Regions from separate parts of the Homo sapiens genome. Here regions 1, 2, 4, 5, 6 and 7 are each linked to region 3. The links are chromatin contacts, found by Hi-C or POLR2A ChIA-PET in ENCODE. All regions are on one chromosome and are shown on one strand. The core of a region is the stretch at or near the end of the contact, and the rest is flanking DNA. Distances in the headings are between cores, read along the strand shown. Region 1 holds the start of ZNF600 (zinc finger protein 600). Region 2 holds the start of ZNF888 (zinc finger protein 888). Region 3 holds the start of ZNF836 (zinc finger protein 836). Region 4 holds the start of SIGLEC10 (sialic acid binding Ig like lectin 10). Region 5 holds the start of ZNF175 (zinc finger protein 175). Region 6 has its middle 3.8 kb from the start of C19orf84. Region 7 holds the start of ZNF320 (zinc finger protein 320).

What was found. A loop is a pair of places that touch in the nucleus more often than their neighbours do. ChIA-PET counts read pairs that join two places held with the same protein, here RNA polymerase II (POLR2A). Pooled maps may share reads with other maps.
Region 1: a loop to region 3 is called in a pooled map, with 5 times the contacts of the local background. The contact joins the promoter of ZNF600 here to the promoter of ZNF836 in region 3. A Hi-C loop is called at or near these places in 9 of 50 pooled maps.
Region 2: a loop to region 3 is called in a pooled map, with 4 times the contacts of the local background. The contact joins the promoter of ZNF888 here to the promoter of ZNF836 in region 3. A Hi-C loop is called at or near these places in 1 of 168 maps with a recorded cell type or tissue (CD8-positive, alpha-beta T cell) and 7 of 50 pooled maps. POLR2A ChIA-PET finds 5 or more read pairs at or near these places in 1 of 52 experiments (MCF 10A).
Region 4: a loop to region 3 is called in a pooled map, with 4 times the contacts of the local background. The contact joins the promoter of SIGLEC10 here to the promoter of ZNF836 in region 3. A Hi-C loop is called at or near these places in 2 of 50 pooled maps. POLR2A ChIA-PET finds 5 or more read pairs at or near these places in 2 of 52 experiments (activated B cell and activated T-cell).
Region 5: a loop to region 3 is called in a map of naive thymus-derived CD4-positive, alpha-beta T cell, with 12 times the contacts of the local background. The contact joins the promoter of ZNF175 here to the promoter of ZNF836 in region 3. A Hi-C loop is called at or near these places in 1 of 168 maps with a recorded cell type or tissue (naive thymus-derived CD4-positive, alpha-beta T cell) and 6 of 50 pooled maps. POLR2A ChIA-PET finds 5 or more read pairs at or near these places in 3 of 52 experiments (A549, GM12878 and HEK293T).
Region 6: a pooled map shows a loop between it and region 3 (5-fold over the local background). The contact joins the enhancer-like site here to the promoter of ZNF836 in region 3. A Hi-C loop is called at or near these places in 1 of 37 single-sample maps with no recorded cell type and 7 of 50 pooled maps. POLR2A ChIA-PET finds 5 or more read pairs at or near these places in 1 of 52 experiments (activated T-cell).
Region 7: a loop to region 3 is called in a map of B cell, with 28 times the contacts of the local background. The contact joins the promoter of ZNF320 here to the promoter of ZNF836 in region 3. A Hi-C loop is called at or near these places in 2 of 168 maps with a recorded cell type or tissue (B cell and CD8-positive, alpha-beta T cell) and 8 of 50 pooled maps. POLR2A ChIA-PET finds 5 or more read pairs at or near these places in 1 of 52 experiments (CD4-positive, alpha-beta T cell).

The regions. Positions count from the first base shown.
Region 1 is chr19:52,785,209-52,788,341 of GRCh38, reverse strand. ZNF600 (zinc finger protein 600) reads left to right here and starts at 1,551. Exons shown (of 6, transcript NM_001321866.4): 1 at 1,551-1,747. RefSeq lists a silencer at 1,393-1,542 and enhancers at 875-1,732, 1,733-2,591.
Region 2 is chr19:52,922,113-52,925,046 of GRCh38, reverse strand. It overlaps ZNF888 (zinc finger protein 888), which reads left to right and starts at 1,619. Exons shown (of 5, transcript NM_001393938.1): 1 at 1,619-1,678. It overlaps ZNF888-AS1 (ZNF888 antisense RNA 1), which reads right to left and starts at 1,698. Exons shown (of 2, transcript NR_186336.1): 1 at 1,583-1,698; 2 at 968-1,374. RefSeq lists enhancers at 1,237-1,406, 1,687-1,736, 1,226-1,957, 1,958-2,691 and a silencer at 1,497-1,546.
Region 3 is chr19:52,170,113-52,173,115 of GRCh38, reverse strand. It overlaps ZNF836 (zinc finger protein 836), which reads left to right and starts at 1,495. Exons shown (of 5, transcript NM_001102657.3): 1 at 1,495-1,780. RefSeq lists a silencer at 1,327-1,376 and an enhancer at 1,957-2,096.
Region 4 is chr19:51,416,086-51,419,003 of GRCh38, reverse strand. SIGLEC10 (sialic acid binding Ig like lectin 10) reads left to right here and starts at 1,362. Exons shown (of 11, transcript NM_033130.5): 1 at 1,362-1,459; 2 at 1,539-1,922; 3 at 2,054-2,338; 4 at 2,647-2,694; 5 at 2,837-2,918. The coding sequence starts at 1,423. It overlaps SIGLEC10-AS1 (SIGLEC10 antisense RNA 1), which reads right to left. Exons shown (of 3, transcript NR_164125.1): 1 at 2,872-2,918; 2 at 2,274-2,575; 3 at 807-1,872. RefSeq lists enhancers at 1,133-1,202, 1,263-1,432.
Region 5 is chr19:51,569,881-51,572,998 of GRCh38, reverse strand. ZNF175 (zinc finger protein 175) reads right to left here and starts at 1,716. Exons shown (of 5, transcript NM_007147.4): 1 at 1,524-1,716. RefSeq lists an enhancer at 1,995-2,054.
Region 6 is chr19:51,392,892-51,395,979 of GRCh38, reverse strand. No RefSeq gene overlaps it. Among named protein-coding and RNA genes, the nearest start is that of C19orf84, 3.8 kb to the right of the region's middle. RefSeq lists enhancers at 257-466, 1,522-2,118 and silencers at 1,407-1,546, 1,557-1,616. Within about 2 kb of position 1,684, at least 32 of the 41 ENCODE cell types and tissues checked have a DNase peak (open chromatin) inside an H3K27ac peak, as active enhancers do.
Region 7 is chr19:52,896,307-52,899,380 of GRCh38, reverse strand. ZNF320 (zinc finger protein 320) reads left to right here and starts at 1,746. Exons shown (of 6, transcript NM_001351774.2): 1 at 1,746-1,861. RefSeq lists enhancers at 1,732-1,811, 2,012-2,211.

The DNA of each region.
Region 1 (3,133 bases), core at 302-2,801, 620 kb before region 3:
CCTCAGGTGGAGTAATATTCCTCGGTGGATTCTTCTGTCTCTTTCCTTTCTGAAATGCCAGGTATTGTAGTAGCCAGTCTTCTGTGAGTCTGAAGCATCCTGCCTCACACGTTTGCTCACACTAACCCATGCCTTTTCTCAGTCCTTGTCATCTTCACTTAAATTCCATCTTCTATAACCTAGTGACATGAGCTTGGGAAGAGGCTGCACTGGGCATGGTCCTGGGAAGGGCTCACACCAGAGATGGATGGAGATGGGGTGTGGACCCCAAGGTGTCAGTGATATTGGGCAGCAGGGATTGTTCAGGGGCCACATCTGGATGCACATTTAGCTCTTTGTGGATCAGATCAGAGAATCTATGTATGAAAGTCATACATTAATGTATGCACTGGTATCTGTGTACTGGTATCTGGTAAATTCTGGAAAAGGAGACAAACTAGGGGAGATATTTCTTTTTCTTTTTCTTTTTCTTTTTTTTTTTTGAGACGTAGCCTCGCTCTGTCGCCCAGGCTGGAGTGCAGTGGCACGATCTTGGCTCACTGCACGCTCCGCCTCCCGGGTTCACTCCATTCTCCTGTCTCAGCCTCCCTAGTAGCTGGGATTACAGGCACCCACCACCACGCTTGGCTAATTTTTTTGTATTTTTTAGTAGAGATGGGGTTTCACTGTGTTAGCCAGGATGGTCTCGATCTCCTGACCTCATGATCTGCCCGCCTCAGCCTCCCAAAGTGCTGAGATTACAGGTGTGAGCCAGCGCGCCCGGTCTTGTTTTTGTTTGGGTTAGGCGGGCTCCTGTAGTTCCAGTTACTCGAAAGGCTGAGGCAGGAGAAGGGCGTGAACCCGGGAGGCGGAGCTTGCAGTGAGCCAAAATCGTGCCACTGCACTCCAGCCTGGGCGACACAGCGAGACTCCGTCTCAAAAAAAAAAAAAAAAAAAAAAAGTAAAAGAGCGAGAGAGAGATCAGGAAGAGGACCCTGCAGTTAGGGGGTGTTACTTTGTCGCCCAGGATGGCCTGGACCCCCAGGTTCAGGGATTCTCCCGCCGCTGCTTCCTGAGTAGCTGGGACCTCAGGCTTCCGCCTCGTGCCCGCATCCCTGCTGTGTTTAGGCAGCAGGTGGTGACCTCACTCCTCCCTGGCCTGAGCTCTCCGTCCCGCATCCCAGGCGGAGGCCCTAGGGAACACTTTGAAGCTGAGCACGGGGTGGACCCTCCCTCCTGAGTGAATGGAGAATAGAAAGGGAGAGGATTTCTGTTCTGTTCTGTGGGCCATCAGCATGAAATCGTATGTTCCGCCCTGGCAGGGCTTTGCATTTCACATTCTAGTTTGCATTCCCGTTCCAGATAATTCCAGGGCTTTTGAATCATGCCTCAGCCTTCCTGGCCGCTGTCGCCTCCAAAAACTCGAAAAACAGAGGCGCTGAGTGCGAGGCTGAGAAGCACAGGTCCCGCCCCGGGCCCTCCCTCTGCCGGTTCTAAAGGGCAAGGTCTCTCCGCCTGGGGCCCCGCCTCTACCCCGCCCAGGTCCAGCCAACCTGCCCCGGCCTGGCTTCAGTCCTGGGCGCGCACAAACCCGGAAGCGGATCGCGTGGAGTGAAGGTCCTACCACGGCGCGTGAGTTTTGCTCTGCCTTGGATTAAGTCTGCACTTCCCAGGTCCCCGGCGCTTCTGCCCCTGGGACGTGGGATCCCCACGGACCTGGAAATTCTCGCCTGTCTTCCCTTCACCCAGAGCAAATTGAGACGTCCCGGTAAGAGTCTGGAAGTTGCTTGCTTTTGGGTTTGAAGTCGCTCGGAGGCTGGTCCCGTCCCCGGTCTTTCTGCTATAGGGCAATGTATACACTTCCTATCGCGTATTTTTCCTGCTCAAAACATTTTTCTGACTATTCCCGCCCCGTGCTTTTTAAAGTCCTCACCCGCGAGGTGGATTCCAGCCCTGGGCGCCTCCCAGCCTCGCCCCAGTTGGCACCTGGAGCGCGGCGCCCCGGCCCCAGCCCCGGGGAGGCTGCGTCCTCTGCCTGGTCCTGGGATCCTGCAGGTCCCACCTTTGTCTTAGGGTGCCGTCGCCCACCACGTCCCTCCTGGTGCCGGGCCCTGCTGCTCCCCAAGTCTTCGCTTCCCCTGAGCCAGGGTTGGGGTGGGTCGCAGGGGCTTGTCCTATGATACCAGGTGTTCTTTCCTGTCCAGCTCCACCCCCTGGAAAATGCGCTTCTACGGGATGCAGGCGTCTTACTCCAAACCCGCCTGTGATTACTCCAAACCCGCCTGGGCCAAAGGGATCAGGAGATAGAGAGAGGGACTGAGAGAGCAGTAGAAAACCAGAGACAGAGAAAAGAAGAATGAGAAAGGCCCATAACAGATGGCAAAGTAGAGGATGGGTTAGGAATTTGCCAAGAGACAGCAAAAGTGAAAGAAAAAAAACTAAGAAAGCAGGAGGAGAAAAGCAACTGGAGAAATGTAGAGAAAAGCTAGATGTACAGAAAGATGAAGGACAGCAAGGTAGGGAGAGGGGCAGCAAAGAGGGAGGCTCACCAGAGTGAGGGAGAGGAGGAGGGATTTGGAGCCAGGGCAGACAGAGCAGAGTGGTGCTGGTGGCAAGAACAGATGGAGAACCACAGCAGGGAGGACACCTGGGGATCTGAGGTGCTGGAGAGTGGGGACAGAGGGGTATAACAGGGAAGAGAGAATTTAATAGGGAGAGCAGAGGAGACGGAGAGATAAGAGAAGAGGCTGTAATATATAGACATTGAGGAAGATTGAAAGATTGGGGAGAAAGAACAACAAGAGGTTAAATAAGGACCGGGCGCTGTGGGTCATGCCTGTAATCCCAGCATTTTGGGAGGCTGAGGCGGGTGGATCACCTGAGGTCCGGAGTTCGAGACCAGCCTGATCAACAGGGAGAAACCCCGTCTCTATTAAAAATATAAAATTAGCTGGGAGCGGTTGCACATGCCTGTAATCCCAGCTACTAGGGAGGCTGAGGCAGGAGAAACCTTTGAACCTGGGAGGCAGAGGTTGCGGTGAGAGCCAAGATCGCACCGGTGCACTCCAGCCTGCACAACAAGAGTGAAACTCCATCTCAAAAAGGAAAAAAAAAAAAGAGGTTAAATAAGCTGTGAGAATGGAGCAGAAGAGGT
Region 2 (2,934 bases), core at 370-2,869, 750 kb before region 3:
TTTCTCAACATTTAAAAAGTGAAGTAAAGAGTATTTCTTGGGCCCGGCACGGTGACTCACGCCTGTAATCCCAGCACTTCGGAAGGCCGAGGCAGGCGGATCACTTGAAGTCAGGAGTTTGAGACCAGCCTGGCCAACATGGTGAAACCCTGTCTCTACCAAAAGAACAAAAATTAGCCGGGCATGATGGCACGTGCCTGTAATACCAGCTACTATGCAGGCTGAGTCAGAAGAATTGCTTCAACCCAGAAGGCAGAGGCTGCAGTGAGCCGAGATCTTGCCAATGCACTCCAGCCTGGGTGACAGAGAAATACTCTGTCTCAAAAAAAAAAAAGAAAAAGAAAAAAAAGTAAATAAAAAAAAGAAACTAATAGATGTCATCCACAATTGTGCTGGGACAACTAACTGGATATCCACATGGAAAAGAATAAAGTTGGATCCCTATCTCACACAATGAAAATTTTATTTTAAAAATTAAAAAAAAAAGAGATGAGGAAGGGATCCCTGCGGCAGGGGGTGTTACTTTGTCACTCAGGCTGGCTTGGACCTCCGGGCTCAATGATCCTCCCGCCACTGCTTCCTGAGTAGCTGGACCTCAGGCTCCCGCCCCCACTTCCACATTTCTGCTGTGTTTAAGTAGCAGGTGGTGACCTCACTCCTCCCTGGCCTGAACACTCCCTCCGGCATCCCAGGCGGTGGCCCTAGGGAAGTCTCTGAAGCTGAGCACAGGGTGGACTCTCCCTCCGAAGCAAATGGAGAATAGAAAGGGAGAGATTTCTATTCTGTTCTGTGTACCATCAGCATGAGATCGTACTTTCTGCCTAGGCAGGGCTTTGCATTTCACGTTCTAGTTTGCATCCCTGTTCCAGACAATTCCAGGGCTTTTGAATCATGCCTCAGCCTTCCTGGCCACTCTTGCCTCCGGTGTAGCAGGACGAGCCACAGACAAAACCTCTCAGACACCGAGTTGTAGAAGGAAGGGCTTTATTCAGCTGGGAGCATCGGCAAGCTGCCTTAAAATCCGAGCTCCCCGGGTGCACAATTTCTGTCCCTTTTAAGGGCTCACAACACTAAAGATTTCACATAAAAGGGTCGTGATTGAGCAATCTAGGGGATACGTAACAGGGACTACAGTCCCAGATATATACACAGGGGTTTCGTGCACTGGTAGAGAGAAACAGAACAGGGCAGGGAGTTTCATAATGTTCTTCTATACAATGTCTGGAATCTATGAAAAACATTGGTTTCTAAGTTATGAGTTGATTTTTAACTATTGGGTTTAGGCCAGGCAGGCCCAGGCCTGGTTTTGGGCGTGGCGCAGGGCTGCCTGTCTTCGGTTTTACTTCCTTGTTGTTTTTTTTCTTAAAACAGGTACTGAGTATAAAACAATATAAAACAATATGAGAGGGTCTGTCTCTTCCCTCACCAAAACCCGAAAAACAGCGGCTAGGTACGCGGCTGAGAGAAGCACAGATCCGCCCCCGCCCCGCGTCTGCCGGTTCTACAGGGCAGGTCTCTCCGCCTGGCGCCCCGCCCCTACCTCGCCCAGGCCCCGCCCCTACCTCGCCCAGGCCCCGCCCACCTCGTTGGCTCCACGGAGGCCTGGCTTCTGTCCTGTGCTTGTAGATTCGCCCGGACCAGGAAGCGGATCGCGTGGACTGGAAGTCACACTGCGGCGGTGAGTTTTGCTCTGTGTTGTATTGAGGCTGTGCCTCCAGGTCCCCGGCAATTCTGTACCTGGGATGTGGGGTCTCCACAGACCTGGAAATTCTCGCCCTTCTTCCTTCAACAAGAGCAAATGGAGACATTCCCCTAGGAGTCCGGAAGTCACTTCCTTTTGGGTTTAAAGTCGCCCTGAGGCTGCCCTGTCCTCGGTCTTTTTGCTATAGGGCAATGTATACAGTTTGTATCGCGTAGTTTTCCCGTTCACAACCGTTTGTTGACTCCTCCCACCCCGCGCTTTTTAAAGTCCTCACCCGAGAGGTGGATCCCTGCTCTGGCGCTTCCCAGCCTCACCCTCGTCGGCCCCTGGAGCCCAGCGCTGACACCACAGTCCCAGGGAGGCCGCGTTCTCTGCCCGGTGGTGGGATCCTGCGGACCCCACCCTTGTCCGAAGGCGTCATCTCCCCCCCACCTCCCTCCTCATGCCGGGCCCTGTTGCTCCCCAAGTCTCCCCTCCGCAGTCACCGCTTTCCCTGAGCCCGCGTTGGGGAGGTACCCGGGGCCTGTCCTGTGACACGGGGTGTTCTTGCCTGCCCAGCTCCAGCCCCTGGAAAATGCGCTTCTCTGGGATGCAGGCGTCTTACTCCAAACCCTCCTGTGATTGTGTGGGCCAAAGGGATCAGGAGACAGAGAGAGGGAATCAGAGAGCAGTAGAAAACCTGAGACAGATAAAAGAAGAAGGAGAAAGACCCATAACAGATGGCAAAGTAGGGGATGGTCAGGGATTTGCCAAGAGACAGCAAAAGTGAAAAAACAAAAGATAACAAAGCAGGAGGAGAAAAGCAACTGGAGAAATGTAGAGAAAAGCTGGATGTACAGAGAGATGAAGGACAGACAGCAAGGTAGGGAGAGGGGCAGCAAACAGAAAGGCTCATGAGAATGAGGGAGAGGAGGAGGGATTTGGAGCCAGGGCAGACAGAGCAGAGTGGTGCTGGTGGCAAGGAGAACAGAGGGAGAACCACAGCAGGGAGGACACCTGGGAAATCTGGGGTGCCAGAGAGTGGGGCCAGGGGGGTATAACGGGGAAGAGAGAATTTAACAGGGAGAGCTCAGGAGAGATGGGAGAAGAGGTGGAAATCTATGGACATTGAGAACAATCTAAAGATTGGGGAAAAGGAGCAACAAGAGGTTAAATAAGCTGTGGATGGAGTCCAGCTAATTTTTGTATTTTTAGTAGAGACAGGATTTCACCATGTTGGCCAGGCTGGTCTC
Region 3 (3,003 bases), core at 246-2,745:
GAGACAGAGTCTCGCTTTGCCGCCCAGGCTGGAGTGCAGTGGCTGGATCTCGGCTCACTGCAAGCTCCGCCTCCTGGGTTCACGCCATTCTCCTGCCTCTGCCTCCGGAGCAGCTGGGACCACACGCACCCGCCACCACGCCCGGCTAATTTTTTGCATTTTTAGTAGAGACAGGGTTTCACCGTGTTAACCAGGATGGTCTCGATCTCATGACCTTGTGATCCGCCCGCCGCGGCCTCCCAAAGTGCTGGGATTATAGGCATGAGCCACCGCGCTTGGCCAACAATGATTTTTTAGGGACGTGATTCAGCTCATAACATTCTGTACTCTGGACTCCCAAAATTCATGTCCTTCTCACATGCAAGATCCCTTCACCCCCATCCTAACATCTCAAAAGTCTTATTATTATTATTTTTTGAGACAGAGTCTCACTCTGTTGCCCTGGCAGCAGTTCAGTGGTGCAAAGACAACTCATTGCAGCCTTGATCCCCTGGGCTCAAGAGATCCTCCCACCTCAGCCTCCCAAATAGCTGTGACTATAGGCGTGAGCCACCATGCCTGGCTAATTTTTGTATTTTTTGTAGAGACAAGGGTCTTACTATGTTGCCCCAGGTTGGTCTTGAATTCTTGAGCTCAAGCAATCCTTCCACCTTGGCCTCCCAAAGAGCTGGGATTACAGGCCAGAGCCACTGCTCCTGGCCCATTTCAAAAGTCTTAATCCATTTCAGTATCAAACTCTAAGGCCCAAATATTACCCAAATATTATCTGAATCACATATGGGTGAGACTCAAAGTGTGGTTCATCCTGAGGCAAAATTTCTGTCCAGCTGTGAAACTGTGAAGCCAAAGAAGCTATTTGCTTCCAAAATACAATGGTGGGACAGGCACAGGATAGACCGTCAGCCCTGGAAACCACCCTTCTACTCTGTTACTGTAATTTTGATGTTTGTAGATTGCACATGTAAGTAAGCACATGCAGGATTTGTCTTTCTGTGTCTAGCACATTTCGCTTAGCATAATGTCTTCAGGGTTCCTGGATCCAGCCACGGCTGCACATCAGATCTTCACGGAGATCCTAGTTCCCTGACTACTGAGTAACTTCAGCCTTAACTGGCTTCAGCCTCACTGGCAAGACCCGATGGAGTCCACCAGGCTCGCAAAAATCGATTTTGACTTAAATCAGTTCAACTTGACAAGAAGAAAACATCTTAGTTTCCAACAGAAGTGGACCACAACTTTAAGCTTTGACCTTAAAGTCTAAAACATTAACTTAAAATAGGCAGGAAGCAACGCTGCTTCACAGGACAAGAAATAGTCACAAATACTCCTAAATCGGGAGAACAAAGACTTGCTGGGTGGAAGGCAGAGCGAATAACAGGCCCCGCCCACCAAACAGGTCCCGCCCACACCGCCCGTCCCGCTTAGCCCACCTGGCCCCGCCCACTACCGCATCAGCCTTGCCCCACCCTTTCAGGGTTCCCAAATCTGGCCAGTCTTTCTGCCCTTTCCCTTGCGGGTCGCACCCCGCCCAGGCCCCTCTCCCGCCCCAGGTCTCTCAGTCTTTTTTCTCAGGGCGTGTAGCTTCCTGCACACCCGGAAGCAGATCGCGCGGGGAAAAGATCACAGCGCTGCGCGTCAGTTTCCGTCTACCTGGACTAAACATTTGCTTCGCCCCGTCTGCCTGAATCGAACGTGCACTTGGCAGTCTTCCCTTGTCCATACCCGTTTCCTGGGGATCGCTACGGACCTTAAAATACCAGCAACAGCCCCTTCGCCCCAAGTAAGTCTGATAATTGCTTCCCTTTCGGTTTAAAAATCTCTCTGAGGCTGTTCCTTGCTCCCTGCCTTTCTGCCTTAGGACCATGTAGACAACCCCACTCAGGTCGTGTTCCTGCTTAAAACCCTTACTGACCTCTGCTTCGGCCCTGCGCCAAGTCGAGTCCTCACTCGGGAGGTGGATTCCCGCCCGTTGCGACCCCGGAGCTTCTCCGTCGTCAGCCCCTGGAGGGGAGCGCCCGCCGTCCGGCTCCTGAAGGAGTCGCTTCTCCTCCCAGGTCCTGGGATTCTGCAGACCCTCCCTGTCCTGAGACACCGTACCCCCTGCCACCTTGTGTCCTCCTCACGCCGGGTCCTTTCGCTCCCCAGGCTTCCCCTTCACAGCCACTGCTTTTCTCGATCCCCCCCTTGGGGGAGGTCACCTGAGTCTTGTGACACCCAGTGTTCTTCCTTCCCAAATTTTACTCCACTGGAAAATATGCTTTTCCGGGAGGTGGGCATCCTATTCCTCCCCTTTCTTACTGAATGTGTGGGTGAGAGGGATCAGGAGAGGAAAAGAAGGGGAGCGACGGAGCAAAAGGAAAGACCGAATAGAAGAGAATGAGGGAGACCCATAAATACACGGCAAAATGGATGATAATTTAGGGATTTGCAAAGAGACAGCAAGAGTGAAAGAGAACGAATGGAGAAAGAAGCAGGGGGAGGAAAGCACACAGAGAAATTTAGAAAAAAAGGGGGACCTTCAGAGAGATGAAAGGCAGCAAAATAGAGTGGGGCGGCAAAGGAGGAGGCACTGCAGACAGACAGTGGGGAGAAGGTGAAAGAGTTGGAGCCGCAGCCGACAGAGCTACGTGGTGCTGGGACTGAAAGAGAGGGAGAGAGGGCAGTGGGTGACAAGCAGAGTAGAGGGAGAACCACAGCAGGGAGGAAGCCTAGGGAGTTGGGGGTGCTAGAGAGTGGGAACAAAGGAGGTGTAACAGGTAAGAGGGAATTTTAACAAGGAGAGCAGAGAGGGAGCTCAGATGGGGAAAAAGAGGCGGAAATACGTGGAGATTGGGGACAATCAGAAAGATTGGGGAGAAAGAGCTACGAGAGGTGAAGTAAGTTGCAGAGCATCGGGCAGAACAGACATAAAGAGGAGAAAAACAGAAAAGGGGAGGAAAGGTGCAGAATGAGAGAGGGACACACACAATAGTGAAGAAAGTGGGAGAGGACCCCATCCAGATG
Region 4 (2,918 bases), core at 113-2,612, 750 kb after region 3:
TTTGCTAACCTGGGGCCCTGGAGCTGACTCACCATGGAGGATTCACCTCCAAGTCCCCCTAAAGCTCAGTGCTTGATACCCAAGGTATGTGGAGGTTGAAGGATGAGTTCTGTGTTTCGGTGTGACCCAAACAGAGTCATTTCAGGAAGAGCTCAGTGAGGGGAAAACATCTTGTAGAGTTTACTCCATTCATTGCAAATTACCCCTTCCCTAGTCTGTTCCCCCCACTCTGCCCCTCACTCCCGCCTTCCTCAAACTCTTCCCATCAGCATTAGCTTTGGACATATGTGTTCTAATCCCAATGGGTGTCCCAATTGAATGACAGAGGAGGAAGGGAGACTGGGAAGTGGACTAGGGCCTGGTTGGGGCAGGAGACTGCTTCTGGGGACCAAGGGTCAGTGAGCTCACCAGGAAGCATGAAGAGGTGGAGCTGACACCACCCTACGGTGGCCAGATTTAGAAAAAAAGAAATTCAACATGCTCAGTTAAATTTGAATTTTAGGCCAGGTGCGGTGGTTCACACCTGTAATCTCAGCACTTTGGGAGGTCAAGGCAGGTGGATCATTTGAGGTCAGGAGTTCAAAACCAGCCCTGCCAACATGGTGAAACCCCACCTCTACTAAAAATACAAAAATTAGCTTGGCGTGGTGGCGCGTGCCTGTAAGCCCAGACTCAGGAGGCTGAGGCAGGAGAATCACTTCAGCCTGGGAGGTGGAGGTTGCAGTAAGCAGAGATTGCACCACTGCACTGCAGCCTGGGTGACAGAGTGAGACTCTGTCTCAAAATATAATTAATTAATTAATTAATTTGAATTTCAGATAAATTTATTTTGCTTTCTGGTATAAGTATATCCCATGCAGCATTTCGGACATACTTATACCAAAAAACATAAAATAAAATACTTTATATTGTCTGTGAAAGCTTTAACCAGGCATCCTGCATTTTACCTGACAAGACCAGCCCCCTCCAGTAACGGTCCCTTCCCCTGTACCCACCACCTCCACCACCAGTGGCCCAGATAAGGGTAGCTCACTGTGGACTTCTCACTTCTGCTTTTCCGATGACCCAGGGCCCAGAGGGAGAGCCCCCACCCCACTACCCCACCCCCAGCCAGGCCCCCAGGATAGACACAAGCCTGCCCTCTCCTCCTACACAGGGAGCTCTGGAAGGACCAGCTCAACAAGCCCAAGGCCAGGCTGGGCCCCCAGGAGACCCAGAGGACAACTGGGCAAGGTGGGCCGGAGAGTGTGGGGGAAGGCAAAGGAGTTCTGTGAGCTCAGCGTCTGAAGCTCATTTCATGCATCAGGCCCCAGGGCTCAGCTTCCGCCTTCGGCTTCCCCTTCTGCCAAGAGCCCTGAGCCACTCACAGCACGACCAGAGAACAGGCCTGTCTCAGGCAGGCCCTGCGCCTCCTATGCGGAGATGCTACTGCCACTGCTGCTGTCCTCGCTGCTGGGCGGTGAGTGGGCCAAGGGCCGGAAAGGACCTGGGGCGGAGCTAGGGCTGGGGTTGCAGGTTGAGCCTCTGTCTCCCCACAGGGTCCCAGGCTATGGATGGGAGATTCTGGATACGAGTGCAGGAGTCAGTGATGGTGCCGGAGGGCCTGTGCATCTCTGTGCCCTGCTCTTTCTCCTACCCCCGACAGGACTGGACAGGGTCTACCCCAGCTTATGGCTACTGGTTCAAAGCAGTGACTGAGACAACCAAGGGTGCTCCTGTGGCCACAAACCACCAGAGTCGAGAGGTGGAAATGAGCACCCGGGGCCGATTCCAGCTCACTGGGGATCCCGCCAAGGGGAACTGCTCCTTGGTGATCAGAGACGCGCAGATGCAGGATGAGTCACAGTACTTCTTTCGGGTGGAGAGAGGAAGCTATGTGAGATATAATTTCATGAACGATGGGTTCTTTCTAAAAGTAACAGGTATGGAATGGGGTGGGAACCCCTGCCTCTCACACTGGGGAGGGACCCTGGGGACAGCCTATGGGCTGAGCAGAGAGGGCTCTCAGGGACCCCTGCAGCACAAGAATCTCCCACCACGGTCTCTGTCCCAGCCCTGACTCAGAAGCCTGATGTCTACATCCCCGAGACCCTGGAGCCCGGGCAGCCGGTGACGGTCATCTGTGTGTTTAACTGGGCCTTTGAGGAATGTCCACCCCCTTCTTTCTCCTGGACGGGGGCTGCCCTCTCCTCCCAAGGAACCAAACCAACGACCTCCCACTTCTCAGTGCTCAGCTTCACGCCCAGACCCCAGGACCACAACACCGACCTCACCTGCCATGTGGACTTCTCCAGAAAGGGTGTGAGCGCACAGAGGACCGTCCGACTCCGTGTGGCCTGTGAGTGTGGCCTGGGAGGGTGGGGTGTGCAGACAGCCCCGGTGGGTGGGGAGGTGGAGGAGCCCAGTGGGACAGTGAGCGGCTCCCAGCTCAGGAGCATCCAGGGAGAGGAAGCTGTGGGGTCCCAGGATGCCGCCGCAGCCCTGGGAGGGGGATGGGAATGGCGTCTGGTCCACACACGTGAGCCCTGGCGCTGGTTGTCACTTGTCTTCCCGGGATAGTCCCACTTTCTTTTCCCTGAGGGAGTTTTTTCCAGGTGTGAGGAATAAATTGTCCCTCCCTGAAGCCAGCTCACAATCTTGTTGCAGATGCCCCCAGAGACCTTGTTATCAGCATTTCACGTGACAACACGCCAGGTACTGAGGGCCGTCGGGCTGGGGCTGGGCCAGTTGTCTTTAGATGAAAAGGCTTCAGGGGATGAGGGGATGTGCTCCTCCCTGTACCCCTTCTCTCTTTCTCCCTCCCTTTCTCTCTTTTTTTTTTTTCCTCCCACTCCAGCCCTGGAGCCCCAGCCCCAGGGAAATGTCCCATACCTGGAAGCCCAAAAAGGCCAGTTCCTGCGGCTCCTCTGTGCTGCTGA
Region 5 (3,118 bases), core at 467-2,966, 600 kb after region 3:
GACTGAGTCTGGACTAAATGGTGAATTCATTGCAGCTTTGCCACATTTTCACTGTGAGAATATGAAAATATTACTTTAGTTGTAGTTTCCAAAATGAAAATGCAGGTATTTATCACAGATGTTGGGAAACTTAACCAAGATGAAGCTTGTCAAGTCCTCAGTGCCTGCCTGGCACGTGATAAATATGAATTAAAAAAAGAAAGTTGTCAATTTAATTGTCAGCTAAATATCATGGGCATTATCATACCCATTTTGAGGATGAGGATAATGAGGCTGTGTGCTGTTACATAATTTGCCTGAAGGTTACTCAGTCTGTAAATGGAAAAACAGGGAATCAGCCCCACATCTGCCTTGTTCTAAACTGTACACTGTCTCCACTATCTCATGTACCCATACGTGGCCAGCTTCCAGAAACACCATTTCCTCTTTCTGTTGCCTTCATAGAACTCAGGCCGGGAGGTGGCTCTGTCTGGTGTACCTATTCTGAGCTTCTGGACTTTTCAGTCCCCGTCCATAATACACCACACACAGACCAGCCTCTTCTGACTAGAGCTAAAACTTAAAATCACTGTCCCAATCCCCATCTTGACACAGAAAATTTGCAGACATGCATCAGGGCCTCCAGTTACCATTTCTTGCCTGTCCACAATAAGTTGCCCCCACCGCACCTGAATGCAATCACTGACAGGACTGACTTTCAGAAATCCCCAATGAGTGTACTACAGGGCTGCCAGAAAGTTCCAAAATGCCTCCCAGTCACTGACATGGCACAGGCTTCTGAAATCTTTACTGCCCTGATAGCCAAGAAATGTTTCCCAGCGAGCACAATTTTCTGGTTTCCATAAAACGACAAATAATCCCCAACATAGGGGTCCAAATGAAATGCCCCAATAGGAAACCATCATCGATGTGCTCAACTGTCAATTACTGATCCTTACCATGTCCAAGGGACCCAAGAAGAGGCCAACACTGACCCACCCACCAATCCCTGAAGGACCCCAACACTCACTGCCTAGAAAGCAATGCATTCACCCTCACAAATCCCCATCATTGACCCCCTACGCCTCCAGTCAACTGGCTGCCATAGGCTACCCCTGGCAACCCCACTCTACTGATTCCTATAGGTTGCCCATCACTGGTCCCCTGAGAGTGTTACAGTGTGATCCTCAAAGTCCTCCAACCTCTGAAGCTCTTGGCTGCCAATCAATCACTGACTCCCCTAGTCCCACGGACAGTGAATCCCTTCCCTGAACGTCCTCCAGCACCATCCGCAAAGGCGCTCTTAAGATGCACGTTCACTGTCCTCAAGTTAGCAAGTTTCGTGGACCAATATAAAATCCGATATTAAAGTACACTTGGAATTTAAGTCACAAAAATACTACAAGCAGAAAATAAGCAAGAAAAGAGGGAAAATTAACAGGCTAATTATCCAACTAAAATTAGCAAACGCCACTTACCCCACAGCACCCATCACCCACCCCAGAAACCCCTCATCGCTCAGCCAAAACAAGCCCGTCACTCACCTCACAGCCTCGTCTTCAGCCGAGAAATCCCTTTATCACGCACCCCCACCCCCAACAAGCCCCTCATCACTCCCCCAAAGCCAGCCGCCCCTTCCTGACCCTACAGAACCCCCACTGCTAATATTCCCAATCACTTCAGCGTCCAGTAAGCGACATAGGCTTAGATCCACTTAACAACAGAAGCTAAATGGTCGCTCTAGGCCACTTCCGGTTTGGGTTACATTCCCGTTAGGATTTCCGTAGGCGCTGTTGAACCGCGCGCATGCCCACTAACACTTTTGAAGCTACGCTCCGCCAACAGTTATCATGGCGTATAACGGCGTACCTTTATTCCGCGGTTCATTCAACTTCAGAAACTTGGTAGGGAGGACGGCATGGCCGCACCCATACGGATTATGATATTGGAGGCCGCCATCGTCAAAGGGCTTTTATTCCGTACAGCCAAGGACAAATGGAATGTCACAGAGTAAAAGTCTTGGGTCCTACATTGGCAGGGGACCTATTCAATACTTGTGTATATATATTTCTAGGAGAAACTGACATGTATTCTGAAAAATACTTTTTCTCTATATTTTTCCCTCTGATTTAAAGACTTTTTTTTCCTGAATTGCTGAACAACTCACTGTCTTTAATAGCACTTTTGAAAATGTTATCTTTCTGAGAAATTGTATCTTTGTTATCCTTACACCATTGCTCTCTATACCTGGATGAACCTATTGATGAAGTAACCTACCAAGCGACCACCTGAAGAGAGAATTTAGGGCTCTTGGGACACTTCATTTAAAGAGAGGCGAATGAAAAAAATATAATCAAGTTAAAGGAAAAAAACACAATTACTGAGATCAATGTCAGCCAGCCCAACTGGGCAGAATTTTCAGGAAGAGGTTGTTCAATCAAATAAACAAAAATATATTCTAGAAGGTGAGTAATAGCAATCATAAAATTAAAAAAATGGCTGATTATGGGAAATAGGAGGCAGGGCTGAGTGAGGATCTGAAGGTGAAGATCTGAAATGATCCTTCTTTTTTAAAAAATAGTAATTTAAATATATTGCTTTCGTAGTTTGTGCCATTTTGTAGTTACCGATTTTACATTCTGTGTTCACAGCTTCTGCCACCCCATCTCTGCACTTAAAGCCACCATATTACTTTTAATTACTTCATACCTCATTTTTAGTCCATTTGAATAATAAAATAAGACTGCTTAGCCAATGAAGCATTTTTTTGAACATGGTTTCCCAGGAATAGTTGAGTTTTCACATTAGTATCTGAACCTAACTTTGTTACATGAAGCATGAAACCTGCTTTTATTTTAAAACATCAATTATATATTTACTGTAAGCAAATAGTGTAAAATCAATAAAAACACTTATCTTTATTATGTGAGAAAGTGTGACATTTTGTTTGAGTTACTAAGAAATTCCCCGGACTTAGAACTTTTGAATTTTCTCCACTTATAAATCTGAGACTATTCTTTACTGTGTCATAGGATTTACCCTACGGCTTTGGTACATTTTATTTAAAAAAAGGAAAATGCAGAGAGTGAAAATTGAGATAGAAGTAGGAGGCTTTAAGTACAACAGCCCCGCATGTGTA
Region 6 (3,088 bases), core at 435-2,934, 780 kb after region 3:
ATTTGCTTATGTATTAGTTCAAATCTTAATAGAGATTCAAAAACGACTTCTTTTTTTTTTTTTACCAATTTGTTAAATTAGTTTTCGTTGGGCTAGCATGGATTCATAACCACCATTTTATACTAGTATCACCAGTGAGGAATTGTATTTCAAGGATCAAACAATAACCAGCAAATAAACTTTTTTCTACAAAAAAAAAAAAAAAAAAAGCATAGATGCCCACGTGCCATGGGGCTTAATGAGAACAAGCTCCATGCCGAGCCCTTTACGTACACTGCCATGTTCGAATGTCATAGCAACTCTGAGACAAGTGTTCTTGGCCAGCTCCCGAGTGAAACTGAAGCTCAGAGAGGCTAAGCAAATTACCCAAGGTGACTCAGCTTTTCAGGGGCAGAGCAGTATGTGACATCAGTCAAGCATGTCAGTTGGACTCCACGCCCATGATCTCAACACCTTCCTGTACTTCCTCTCATTGTGGCAATGAACAGCTAGGGCTTAGGCCGGGCGCTGTGGTTCACGCCTGTAATCCCAGCAATTTGGGAGGCCAAGGCGGGTGGATCACTTGAGGTCAGGAGTTTGAGACCAGCCTGGCCAACGTGGTGAAACCCCGTCTCTACTGAAAATACAATAATTAGCCAGTCCTGGTGGCAGGCACCTGTAATCCCAGCTACTCGGGAGGCTGAGGCAGGAGGCTCGCTTGAACTCGGGAGGCGGAGGTTGCAGTGAGCCGAGATCGCATCACTGCACTCCAGCCTGGGCGACAGAGCGAGACTCAGTTTCAAAAAAAAAAAAACACACAACAACAAAGGTGACACCCGAACCTTGACGCCTCGACAATAACAACAACAAAGGTGATCCCCGAACCTTGACACCTCGACAGGGCTGAGAGGGGAGAAGCTGGGTGAGGGCCTCTAAATCTGGGGAGATTTCAAGGAAGGGAGGCAAAGATGACCTCCTGGACCTAAAAGAGGAGAAAGGACATGAGGGTAGGAGAGGCACTGAGAGGCCCCCCTTGCCCTTGGAAGGGTCCCAAGTAGATGGGGTGGAATGAATGGGAAAGAGCAGGGACCCCAGAATCTCCAGGGACGGAAGGGGGTTCGGGGAGGAGGGGGATTTTAGGAAATCTGTAAGCCCCTACGAAATGGGGAGACCCCGAAGGTCGAATCTTGGAACTTTGAAGGTCTAAAGCCGGTAGGGATAGGGAGTGGAGAGTGAAAGGAAGGGTCTGGTTCTAAGCGGTGGATGGGGCAATGGGGCTCCCCAGTGGGCCAAGGAGATGCCGAGAGGGATTCTCCCCTCAACAACCCAGTCCCCTCTCTCCCTCCAAGCTCCGCTCAGCATCTCCAGGCCTGGGCCGGGTCTCCCGGATGCTACCGGAACCTACCCGCACATGCGCAGACAAAAGCCTCAGCAAAAATGCCTGAAGGCGCAGAAAGGCGCTCGCCAACCAGAGGGAGAAGGCGAGGCGCGCGGGGTCCGCAGGGTGGGGATTCAAAAGCGGCGCGAGTTCTCTGGCCAATCAGAGCCGAGAATAGTGGCTCGCGACGCTTAACAAGTGGGCGGGACTCTAACCAATCGCCGCTGCGTTCCCCTACAAATCGGAAGTCTCGCTTCCCCTTAAGCAGAAGTTGGTTGGCCAGTTTTCAGAACTAGCCTGTCAATTTTGGAAGCTGAGTAAAGGGCATTTCCTTAGCGACACAAGGTCCCGCCTCCAGTCTCCTAGCGCCGCAGGGGCACGGGGGACGGGACAGAAAAAGCCTTAAAGGGCGAGGTACGTGGTAAGCGGTCAGACCCTGGTTTCCAAATGGCGTCAGATCCTGATCTTAGTAATAGGAGAAGCAATAAAAGAACAAGCTAGAACAATCCCATGACGCTAGACTTGAGCAGTGAGCGCCATCTGCCTCTGGGATTTAAAGTAACCGAATGGATAGACCCAGACTTGAAATCTGAAGATCTGGGTTCTCATCAGTCTCCAGGAAAGAAAAGCAAGCCAGATCTCTTGGCAAAAATCTTATTCCGGCCACTCAGTGCCACTAACATCGTCCAGCATAGGGCGATCCTGTTGCCTGGGACTTCTCCTCCTTAAAATGCAATGTTGTGGGCCAGGCACGGGGGCCTATCCCAGTAATCCCAGCACTCAAGGTAGGAGGATTACGTGGGGCCAGGAGTTCGAGACCAGCCTGGCCAACATGGGGAAACCCCATCTCTACTAAAAATACAAAAATTAGCTGGACATGGACATGGTGGCACATGCCTGTAATCCCAGCTACTTGGGAGGCTGAGCCAGGAGAATCGCTCGAACCCAGGAGGCGGAGGTTGCAGTGGGCGGAGATCGTGCCATTGCACTCCAGCCTGGGCGACAGAACAAGACTGTCTTAAATAAATAAATAAATAAATAAATAAATAAATAAATAAATAAAAATTTTAAAATACCCTGTAATCCTAGCACTTTGGAAGGCCGAGGTGGGAAGATTGCTTGAGGCCAGGAGTTTAACACCAACTGGCCAACATAGAGAGACCTCTTCTCTATTAAAATAAATACATAATTTTTTAAAATGTGGATTAAATTAGTTCATATTATTCATTAAAATAGATCTCCAGTCTTGCCAACATAGTAAAGCCCCATCTTTACTAAAAATACAAAAATTAGCGGGGCGTGGTGGCAGGCGCCTGTAATCCCAGCTACTCAGGGGGCTGAGGCAGGAGAATCGCTTGAACCCGGGAGGTGGAGGTTGCAGTGCACTGAGATAGCACCACTGCACTCCAGCCTAGGTGACAGAGGGAGACCCTGTCTCAAAAAAAAAAAAAAGACCTTCATTTTACAAAATAATTTAGAACTCCCCCAACTCTCAAGGTTGTGAAAAACAAGGAAAGACTTAGAGAGTGCTGCAGATTAGAGAAGACTAACGAGAGAGGATGACTAAATCCAATGTGGTAGTCCAGATTGGATCCAGGACCAGAAACAAAGGACATTAGTGTAAAAACTGGTAAAATCCAAATAAAGCCTGCAGTTTACCTAATAGTCCTGTCAGTTTCTTAGTTGTGACTAATGTACCATGTACATTACATGACAATGTAAGATGGCAAC
Region 7 (3,074 bases), core at 497-2,996, 730 kb before region 3:
TGTTGTCTACACATAGATCATCAGAGGAAAGTAGTTGAAGACATAGTTAAAAATATAACAAAACTGACACATGTACCCGTACAGGTGTGGCACGGACTCAATCCAGGAGCCATGTTTAAAAATTAGTTCCCAGCAATAGGAGGATTTAAAACTCTTATAATAAGAGTTATAATAGTAATAAAAAGCTGCTTACTGCTCTCTTGTTTGCTACCTGTACCTCTTCAAATGATAAAAAGCTTCATCGCTACCTTAGTTCACCAAAATGATTCAGCACAAGTGTACTATATGAATCACTATCAATCTATTACACAAAAAGACATAAGTAGCAAAAACAAGAGTAAGAACTCCCACTAATAAAAAGTGAGACTCTCAAAAAGAAGAAATAAAGGAAGACAGAGACCCTCTCATATTGTTTTATACTCAGTACCTGTTTTAAGAAAAAACAACAAGAAAGTAAAACCAAAGACAGGCAGCCCCGGGGCCAGGCCCGAAACCAGGCCTGGGCCTGCCTGGCCTAAACCCAGTAGTTAAAAATCAACTTATGGCTTAGAACCCAATGTTATTCATAGATTCCAGACATTGTATAGAAGAACATTGTAAAACTCCCCGCTCTGTTCTGTTTCTCTCTGACCACCGGTGCATGCATCCCCTGTCACGTACCGCCTGCTCGCTCAAATCAATCACGACCCTTTCATGTGAAATCTTTAGTGTTGTGAACCCTTAAAAAGGACAGAAATTGTGCATTCAGGGAGCTCGGATTTCAAGGCAGTAGATTGCTGACGCTCCCAGCTGAATAAAGCCCTTCCTTCTACAACTCAGTGTCTGAGAAGTTTTGTCTGCCGCTAGCCCTGCTACACACTGTTACAATGTCAATGCTTTTTTTAAAAATCCCTTTTTTTCTTATTGAGGCGGAGGAAGGAGCTCTGGGGTAGAGGGTCTTACTTTGTCGCCCACGCTGGCCTGGACCTCCGGGCTCAGCGGTCTTGCGGCTCCTGCTTCCTGAGTAGCCGGGACCCCAGACTCGCCACCTCGCCCACATCCCTGCTGTGTTTAAGCAGGAGGTGGTGACCTCACTCCTCCCTGGCCTGAGGCCTCCGCTCCGCACCCCAGGCGGTGGCCCTGAGGAAGTCTCTGGAGCTGAGCACAGGGTGGATTCTCCCACCCCAGTGAATGGAAAATAGAAAGGGAGAGGATTTGCTATTCTGTTCTGTGGGCCGTCAGCAGGAAATTGGAGGTTTCGCTGAGGCAGAGCTTTGTATTTCGCATTCTAGTTTGCATTCCTTCCCTTGACAACTTCCAGATTTTGGACATAAATTGCTAAAATTAATTTCAATAGCAAGGAACTTTCCTGGGTCCAATGACCGCCTCACGTTGACTTCTCAGGGAGGTACTATTTCAATGACTGCTGAGCTGCTCCAGCCTCACTGGCGGCTTTCGCCTCCAAAACCTGGAAAAAAGGCGCAGAGAGCGAGATGGAGGAAAGCTCAGGACCCACCCGCTTCTCGCCCCCGCCGACCCCTCATAGCCCAGGACTCTTCTCCCAGCCAGGCCCCTTGTTTCTCAACCCCGCCCCGGCCTTGTTCAGGCCCCGCCCACCTCTTCGCGTCTCATCCCGGCCTAGTCCAGGCCCCGCCTACCTTCTCGGGGGTCCCGCCCAGGCCTGGCCTCTGTCCTGCGCTGATTGGCATAGACCCGGAAGCGGATGGCAGGGACTGAAGGTCACACCACAGCGCGTGAGTTTCGCTCTGTTTTATGTGTGCTTCCCAGTCCTGTGGTGCTGCTATACCGGGGACGTTGAGTCCCCACAGACCTGGAAATTGCGGCCCCTCTTTCTCAACCCAGAGCAAATTGAGACGTCCGGGTGAGAGTCCGTGAGTCCCTTCGAGTTTAAAGTGGCCCTGAGGCAGGTCCCGTCCTCGGTCTTTCTGCAGTGGGGTCGTGCAGACACCTCCTATCGCGGAATTTTCCTTCTCAAAACCCTTCCTGACCTGTCCTCCCGCCTCGCGCTGTTTCAAGTCCTCACCCGCGAGCTGGATTCCAGCCCTAGGCGCCTCCCACCGTCGCTCTCGGCGGCTTCAGGAGCGCCGCGCCTCAACCCCGGTTCCCGGGAGGCCGCGTCCTCTGCCTGGTCCTAAGATCCTGCAGACGCCACCCCTGTCCGAAGGCTCCGTCGCTCCCCACCTCCCTCCTTGTGCGGTGTTGCTACCTAGTTCCAACTCCTGGAAAACGAATATATGCAATCAAGAAAGCACTCCACAGAGGGGAGTGGGCCCGAGCCAGCGTCTCCGGGGACCCGTTTAGAAAGTTTTAGGGGGTTAAAGTATTTATTTTGAGGTCCCTATGGGCTACCCCTTATCTGGATGAAGGATTTTTGGCCCTTGGCCAACGAAATGCTGAGGTGAATTGGCCCGAGGCCGGAGCAGATGGGTGCCCTATGCAGATGAAGGTGTGGCCGGTGCTTGGCCATGGCCACTCCTGGGCTCTTTCCCTTTCTGAGACGTGGTGGAAGGAGGAGGGCGGTAGGGACAGCGGCCTTTGATCCTTTGTTACTCCGGATGGGGAGATGGGGTTTTTCCTTTTTGTCTAGTTTTAGAAAGTTTGCCTTAATTGGCCTTAGATTCGCTGCCCCCAGACCCAGGACCCAGGTATTTCTTTTTTATTCTTTTTTATTGGAGATGGGGTCTCACTCTGTTGCCCAGGCGGGAGAGCGGTGACAGGATCACAGCTCACTGCATCATCAACATCCTATGCTCAAGCGATCCTGTCACCTCAGCCTGCAGAGTAGCTGGGACCACAGCCGCGCGCCACCACACCGCGCTAATTTTTGTGTACTTGGTAGAGACGGGCTTTTGCCTTGTTGCTCAGGCTGGTCTCCAACTCCAGGGCTCAAGCGATCCAGCTGTATCGCCCTCCCAAAATGCTGGAATTACAGGCATGAGCCACCATGCCCGCCTTGTTTCTTAATTAAAAAATAAATAAATAAAAATAAAGGCCGTGTGCAATGGCTCATGCCTGTAATCCCAGCACTTTGGGAGGCCAAGGCGGGCAGATCACCTGAGGTCAGGAGTTCGAGA